3 separate regions of the Mus musculus genome follow, and regions 1 and 2 are each linked to region 3. Evidence: chromatin loops called from intact Hi-C (ENCODE). Cell type or tissue: gastrocnemius. All regions are shown on one strand.

Evidence for each region. Peaks named below come from ENCODE experiments on the same cell type or tissue, not always from the same donor. Only the 100,000 strongest peaks of a DNase experiment are listed, where the experiment ranks them.
Region 1: it touches region 3 in a loop (5-fold over the local background); 8 of 42 quality-filtered maps call a loop at or near these places.
Region 2: it touches region 3 in a loop (8-fold over the local background); 26 of 42 quality-filtered maps call a loop at or near these places.

What each region holds. Positions count from the first base shown.
Region 1 is chr17:31,343,028-31,345,527 of GRCm38, reverse strand. All of the region lies in intron 17 of Slc37a1 (solute carrier family 37 (glycerol-3-phosphate transporter), member 1), which reads right to left. Among named protein-coding and RNA genes, the nearest start is that of Pde9a, 42 kb to the left of the region's middle. In gastrocnemius, a CTCF peak has its summit at 1,167 (motif pointing right); a DNase peak (open chromatin) is centred at 1,165.
Region 2 is chr17:31,306,155-31,308,654 of GRCm38, reverse strand. It overlaps Slc37a1 (solute carrier family 37 (glycerol-3-phosphate transporter), member 1), which reads right to left. Exons shown (of 20, transcript NM_001242427.1): 3 at 1,294-1,375. Among named protein-coding and RNA genes, the nearest start is that of Slc37a1, 11 kb to the right of the region's middle. In gastrocnemius, a CTCF peak has its summit at 1,517 (motif pointing right); a DNase peak (open chromatin) is centred at 508; H3K27ac peaks cover 619 bases.
Region 3 is chr17:31,253,355-31,255,854 of GRCm38, reverse strand. Rsph1 (radial spoke head 1 homolog (Chlamydomonas)) reads left to right here. Exons shown (of 9, transcript NM_025290.4): 9 at 636-836. The coding sequence ends at 679. It also overlaps a transcript of Ubash3a not described here. Among named protein-coding and RNA genes, the nearest start is that of Rsph1, 23 kb to the left of the region's middle. In gastrocnemius, no CTCF peak of the experiment used is centred here; a DNase peak (open chromatin) is centred at 1,050; H3K27ac peaks cover 405 bases.

The DNA of each region.
Region 1 (2,500 bases), 90 kb before region 3:
CAAGTGTGCACAAGTGTGCATGTGCATGTATGTGTGCACATGGGCACAGGTGTGTATGTGTAGGCACTGTGTGTGCACGTGCATGCATGTGTATGTACAAGCATACATCTGTATGCAGCTGCACAAGTGCTGTGTATGCAGGTGTGTCTACAAGGGTGTATGAGCATGTACGTGTGTACATAAGTATACACGTCTGTACATGGGCACAGGCGTGCACGTGTACACATGTGTACAAGTATGTATGTGCATGCATGTGTGAATGGAGCAAACTCAAGATGTCTGGGAACTCTTTGCATTATGTTTGTGAGTTTTTTGTCTTCAAGTCTTAAATTATGTCAAATAAACTTTGAAGGCTACACAATCAAGAGACATCTGTAGGGGGTGGCTTGCTCCAGCACCCTGAGCACTTGCCTCACAGCGGGTGGGTGATTCTGACAAGAAGACGTCCTGTCCAGCATGCTAAGGTGTTTGGAGAACTGCCCGCAGGTAACTGATTGCCTTACAGTACCCAAGAGCTGGGCTCTCTGCTCTTTACCCACACTGACTGCTCCAAGTGTGTATACAGTGTACACATTAACCTGTGACCTGGGAAGCTACTTAATAAACTTTCTCCATGTCTCAGCACAGTTGCAGGCAAATGGCACTACTCATGTGAGTTTACTCTGCACATCCTGGAGACCACAGTGTGGACCATGCCCAAGTTTTAAAACTGTAAATCCACAAAGTAGAGAGCAGAGGAGAGAAAAAACATGATTTTTTGGTTTGGTTTTTTTTTTTTTTTTTTTGACACCCATAGGGCAGAACCTGGGGACATCTCCCCATAGCTATGCTGGCTGAGCATGTGGCACAGTGGAAGGGGCAGCAGCAGCAAAAGGCCATCGGTTGTTCCCTCCACCACCTCAGAGTCTGGGTACTTCCTCATCAGTGACTCAGTGACACCCCACAGAAGAGCAATTGCTAAACCTCTGGGGATAGCAGACCTTATGAGGGGTATGAGGAAGGCACCCAAGAGAGGACAGGGATCCAGGGGACAACACCAGCCCCAAAGCAGACATCCACGCCCCAAAGCAGATATCCAAGCCCCAAAGCAGACATCCATGCCCCAGCCAAGGCAAGAACAATGAGCTCCCTGTGGGCAGGCTGATTCCAGGCACAGCTGTAAAGACCACCAGGGGGCGCTCTCCAAGCAAAAGGACTGCTCACACTCATTTAGTGGCTTACTCTTAAATACAAAGATTCAATGTGGCAGTACAAAAATACAACATAACATGGCTGCTTAGGCCGGGTGGTGGTGGTGCAAGCCTTTAATCCCAGCACTTGGGAGGTAGAGGCAGGCGGATTTCTTTTCCTTTCTTTTCTTTTCTTTTCTTTTCTTTTCTTTTCTTCTTTTCTTTTTTGGTTTTTCGAGACAGGGTTTCTCTGTGTAGTCCTGGCTGTCCTGGAACTCATTCTGTAGCCCAGGCTGGCCTCGAACTCAGAAATCCGCCTGCCTCTGCCTCCCAAGTGCTGGGATTAAAGGCGTGCACCACCACGCCCGGCTGGCAGGCGGATTTCTGAGTGAGTTCCAGAACAACCAGGGCTATACAGAGAAACCCTGTCTCGAAGAACCAAAAAAAAAAAAAAAAAAAAAAAAAAAAAAAACCCAAAAAAACAACAACAACAAAAAAGTGGCTGCTTAGAGGACCCATGGCTGAGAACAGGAACCAGGAGGAGGGAAACTCAGGGGCAGTTAACAAGGCAGATAAAAACCCCCAGCAATTAATTTTCACCTAACACGGTGTTTGAGGCACTAAAAGGACAGCTAAAATAAGAACAGAGAGGCTGAAAGATAAAGTCAAGGATGCCATTGATAGAACAAGTGAGGCAGGAAGGACAAGCAATCTGGAAACCTGACATCTGACTAACGTTTTCCAAAAAATGAGAAAGGCAAACATGTCAAAGAAAACTACAGTGCCCAACCTCCCAAATGCAGGCCCTGCTTCCAGGTGGGTGGAGAAGAGCCTGGGTGGGTGGTAAAGGGGAGACCCCAAAGCCCCAGAGGAGAAGAGTCAGGTCTGTGTGAAGAGCAGCTGAGACTGACAACTGATGCCGACTGCCAGCAATGGAAACTGAGAGACGATAGAGCTCTGGAAGAGGTGCTGATGTTAGGTGGAGATGAAACCCCAGTTCTACAGCCGTGTAAGCCCCAGGGATCTTAGGAGGCTACTAAGTGACAGTCCTACCACAGACGAGCAGTAAGTAGGAATCTGGCAAACAGGGCTCTGATGTCAGAGGGAGGAGAAGCCGGTGTGAGGGATGGGGAGGAAGCAAGGCTTATGTAGCTAGTGGGCAGCTGTGTGGCCTGTAACCAGGCTGCCAGAGGGTGGTGGTATCAGGGTAGGGACAACCAGGACAGAAGCAAACAAAAAGCAAAAGGAGGAGGGATGACATATCTGAGGACCTGCAAGGCTGACTTCCTGGCTGGAAGGAGGCAGCGTCAGCAGGTTCAGTGTGACTGGGA
Region 2 (2,500 bases), 53 kb before region 3:
GTGGTCCCTCGCCCACCCATGTAGGCCTAGCATCAATCCCGGAAGCCCCGGCAAGGCTCCCTGACTATGCTTGATCCCATGCCTTCAGTGATCCCAGAGGCCCCTTGTAGGTGTGGCCTGATGTTTGCTTTCTGTGATATGCCTCTGCCAGGAGCTAAGTGTGAATTCTCTAAGCAGGAAGGAATCACAGAGACAACATTCCAATTTCCAGGGCTGGTCACTGGTGCTGATGTCAGAGCCCTTGTCACATGTCATACACGGGGGCTTTTAATGCCACCCACTACTGTCCTCTGAAAGGCCTTCTTACTTGAAGGTCTCCAAGTGCTTCCCTGGAAAGTACTGGCTACCCCTTACTAGCACCGCCCTAGACAATGAAAAACTCTGGAGAAGGCACCCAGAACCCCAGAGGCAGTCATCCTTTATACTGTCTCCAGTGCCAGAAGCCTTTCGGGGGCAGCTAGCCCAGCTCAACTGGTAAGGTCATAACTCCAGAGTCCTGGGCCAGGTCCCTGCCGACTGTTGGAAGGCAAGCAGGGGACAGAGCTGTAAAGAGGTTGATCTTGGCACCAGACAGCATCCTTGGTTCTTCTACAATAGTCAGAAGCCATTCACTCCTGTAGTCAACCCACAAATCACACCCACTTCCGTCCCTGTTCTGATGTAAATACAAAGACTTGATGGCTATTGGGACACCTGTTCCCTAACTGTCACCTGCTCTCAAGGGTACACCCAGTGTCTGCACTACAGAGGCTGCTCCAGAGCAGGGAGAGAGGTCAAACCGCATCTAGAGTAGGAGCCACTTGGAGAAGCATTTAAGACTGGATCCACCAGGAAAGGAAACCCAGACAACATAAGTATTTAATTAAGTTTGGGAATTCTGGAACTGTAGTCTGATGGAGTCCTGCCTCTGAGGGAATAAAGCATGGAACATTGTAAAGATTTGAGTTCCTTCAGAAGGGTAGCAAGAACAAAATGTAGCAAAAAGGGCTGGTGAGATGGCTCAGTGGGTAAGAGCACCCGACTGCTCTTCCGAAGGTCCAGAGTTCAAATCCCAGCAACCACATGGTGGCTCACAACCATCTGTAACGAGATCTGATGCCCTCTTCTGGTCTGTCTGAAGACAGCTACAGTGTACTTACATATAATAATAAATAAATCTTTAAAAAAAAAAAAAAAAAAAAAAATGTAGCAAAAAGGCCCCACAACCAAGATGCTAGCTTGTCTCTAGCAACCCCACCCACTTCCTTCTGCTCCCCCACCTCCCACAAAGCCCTGTGTTGGAAGATCTCTTACCTTCACTATGCTGATAGGCTTTCGGGATAAGTGGAAGCTTGCATAGAGCAGAAAGGTCAGCATAAAAATGAAAGCCCGGTACCTGGAACACAGGAGAAGTGTCATACTGTGCCACCTTCCAGTTAGTCACACACCGGCCCCGTTTTCAATCTCACAAGGAAAGGCAGCCTTGAGCCCTGAGCCCCCAGCTCCAGTCCAGGTGCTAACAGCCAACATTGTTGCTGTCTTCAGACATACCAGAAGAGGGCATCAGATCCCATTACAGATGGTTGTGAGCCACCATGAGCCACCTGGGAATTGAACTCAGGACCTCTGGAAGAGCAGTAAGTGCTCTTAACCACTGAGCCATCTCTCCAGCCCACAGCCAATTATCTTAACAGCTGCTTATCTCAACTCTAACTCTTCCCTGTAGAAGGGACCTCAAAAGCCAGTGAGGCTCTGTTCTCTGAAACCCGGACTTAGGGGAGAGCAGTCGTCTGGCCAGTCCCTTGCGTACTTCTAAATACAGCTTGCTTTAATCAGACATTCATGGTTATGTTTTTTGTTTTGTTTTTGTTTTTTGTTTTTGTTTTTGTTTTTTGTTCTTTCTCTCAGAAGCCCTGCAGGATCTGGGAAAAGCGAACAGAACATCGTTTGCTCCCCAACCCCCACAACAAACAGCTCTCTAGTGGACTCTGCCTGGGAAGTCTACAATTCAAGCCAGGTTTGACACCCATCTACATGGCAATAGTGTCAGACTCCAGGATTGAAGAACCCATCCTCCCACACAGTCCCCACTAATACACTGACATCTAATAAATTGGGGTTCCTTCAGGCCCCGATGCTTGTTCAGTTCATTTGTGTGAGTGGCTCTCCACACCTGGAGAAACCCTCTTTTGCATTTGCTGTAAAGCCCTCAGAGCCCAGCCAGGTAGGCAAGAGTTGTCTCCCCTGACTAGGAGACTTCTGAAACCATAAACTGTAAGAAGTGACCATCTCTGCAGGATGCTCAGGGCTTGAGAAGAGTTGTCTAAAGCCTGGGCCAGCCAGTGTGGGGAGATCTGCGAGGAGAGTTGGCTCTGTGAGGGAAAGTACCTGACAGCCTCAGCTTGAGCCCCAGAACCCACAGAGTCAAAGGTGGGACTCCATCCCTGAGAGTCACACTCGACCTTTGCAACTCACCAGTGCAGGTGCGCATTCACACCCATACACACATAAACAAAACGAA
Region 3 (2,500 bases):
TTCAAGACAAGGTTTCTTTGTATAGTCCTGGCTGTCCTGGAACTCACTCTGTAGACCAGGCTGGCCTCGAACTCAGAAATTCACCTGCCTCTGCCTCCCAAGTGTTGGGATTAAAGGCGTGCACCACCACATCTGTCAAATAAATCTTTTTAAAAAATATTTATTTATTTTATGTATATGAGTACACTGTAGCTATACAGATGGTTGTGAGCCACCATGTGGTTGCCGGGATTTGAACTCAGAATCTTCAGAGAGCAGTCAGTGCTCTTAACTGCTGAGCCATCTCACCAGCTCCCAAATAAATAATTCTTTTTTGTTTGTTTGTTTGTTTGTTTGTTTTCGAGACAGGGTTTCTCTGTATAGCCCTGGCTGTTCTGGAACTCACTTCGTAGACCAGGCTGGCCTCGAACTCAGAAATCCGCCTGCCTCTGCCTCCCAAATGCTAGAATTAAAGGCGTGTGCCACCACTGCCCGGCGCTAGTATACTTTTATTGATAGTGAGCCTGGCTCTTAATTCTTTTAAAAAGAGTCTTCAGCATTTTTTTTATTTTTATTTTTTTAGTGTGTGTGTGGTTTTTTTTGCTTGTTTCCATCATTTTTATGTTATTTTTTCTGGTGTTTTCTTTTCTTTCCAGGAAACTTGAACTTTGATGAAGAACCGTCAGACCTCCAGGATTAAGATAGTGGAGGCAGAAGACCACAGACACACCAGGCGTGCCTTAGTTAACACCAGTCAGCTAGGGCTGGTATCCACCACCTGTCAATCTCTCTCTCTTAGCTGTTAAGTTGTTTTTTCGGTTAACAAAATAAATCTCCAGGTGTTCAGTGTTGACAAATGAGCCTCTGATGTCGCTTCTGGGAACTGTTCTCCAGCTTCTCCTCATCGGCCTCGTTCCATGGAGAGGTTCAGGGAAGGGGTATGGACCTGTGGGGTGCACTTCTCATAAAACACTGCGACTGGAGTGTGTGTGCCCCAGGCTCTGTAAGAAGCCATCTGCCAGCTTTCTCCACTCTCTGGCAGGCTCCAACAAGGTTCCAGCCACAGGCTGTGCAAGGCCAGTCATAGGCGTTGCTGAGGAGGTAGTGGGCTCCACCTTCAGGTTCTTTGGTTAACTGCAGTTTCCTGCCTAACTCAGGTCAAGCGTCCAGTGAACTCACACCTGCTGTCTCCTTTCCCTCCCCTGTGTCTGTTCCCTGCCTCACTCAGCCTTGTTCCTGGAGGCTAAAGCAGAAGCTCTTAAATCGCATCCCACACAGCTCCGCCTCCTCTTCCCTCGAGCTGCTCAGAAGGGAAGGGCCGAGCCCTGATGCCACCTAACTCCAGCAGCACAGCTCCCGTACTGCTCAGAGCATTCTTCCCATTGTCCCCTAGACTCCCCGGGACAGGGTGCTAGGGAGTGGCTGAGTCCGATGCAAACGATCCATTCATTTCTCTGCTTTCCTGGAGAAGTTGCAGCAGAAATTTCAAGCATTCTCGTTTTTCTTAGGACTGACTTGTCCTTGCTCAGCCCATTGTTAGCAGTGTTAGCAAAGGGAATGATTGTGCACGTCTTAGCATTTGAGTCCCAGGTGAGAACACCCCGATAGAATAGGCCTACCCCTAGCTCCTCTGTGCTTGGCCCTTAGAATCACCCAGCCTTCTTACTCTGCACAATCTCTCGTCCAAATGCAGCAGCTATAATGGCCAGTGCTTTCACCTTCCCCCACACTCCTCTTCCGCATTGACACTCACCAAGAACAGCATGAGGGGTGGTGACGTTTTAGAAAGCCTATGTGACACCTGGCTCTTGTGGAGGTTCTCTGCACCCTGGGAAAGTCACCTTCAGAGGAAACACAGATGGACAGGTACCTCTGAGTTTCAGCAAGTCTGAGGAGGCCCAAGTGTGCATTGGTTCAGGTTCCCAGGGGCTGCTGGGTCATAAGCCACATGGGGTGGAAGGCCACTTTCCATAGTATGCCCTGGTCTAGTCTAAAAGCTGAGAGGGTCCAGACTGCAGATTCAGGTCCCCACTGTGTGGGAAGTCAGCTGGGGGGATCTCTGTGTTTTTTTTTTTTTTTCTAATTTCTTCCTTATGACCCTCAGAGGTTGCCGTGAGGGCCATGTGAGGCGATGCAGGTGAAACAGCACACGCAGGGAGGTGTGGCCATTTCTTGGTATTGTGCGACTCTGTGGAATCAGATTCATTGGCGAGGGATTTTCTGCAATCTAGGTTTTTAAGAGTATATAAAAACAGAGTACACACGTTGCTGGATTTTATGACCCTTTGAAAAATGCAAGACAAATGTTTTTCATAAATACAAGAAAGTTCTGGACCTTACAAATTGCAGGCTGTGCTCACTATCATAAAGCCTGTTGTAATTGGGTTACAGTAACTTCACCACTACATTATAAACAGCAGCCAAGACTATAGGACTTGCAATAATACTCAGAGGTTTTCTTATTTGTTTATTATATGAGCGCAGTTATGAAAGGGGCTGTCATCAGGGCTCTGTGTTTGGA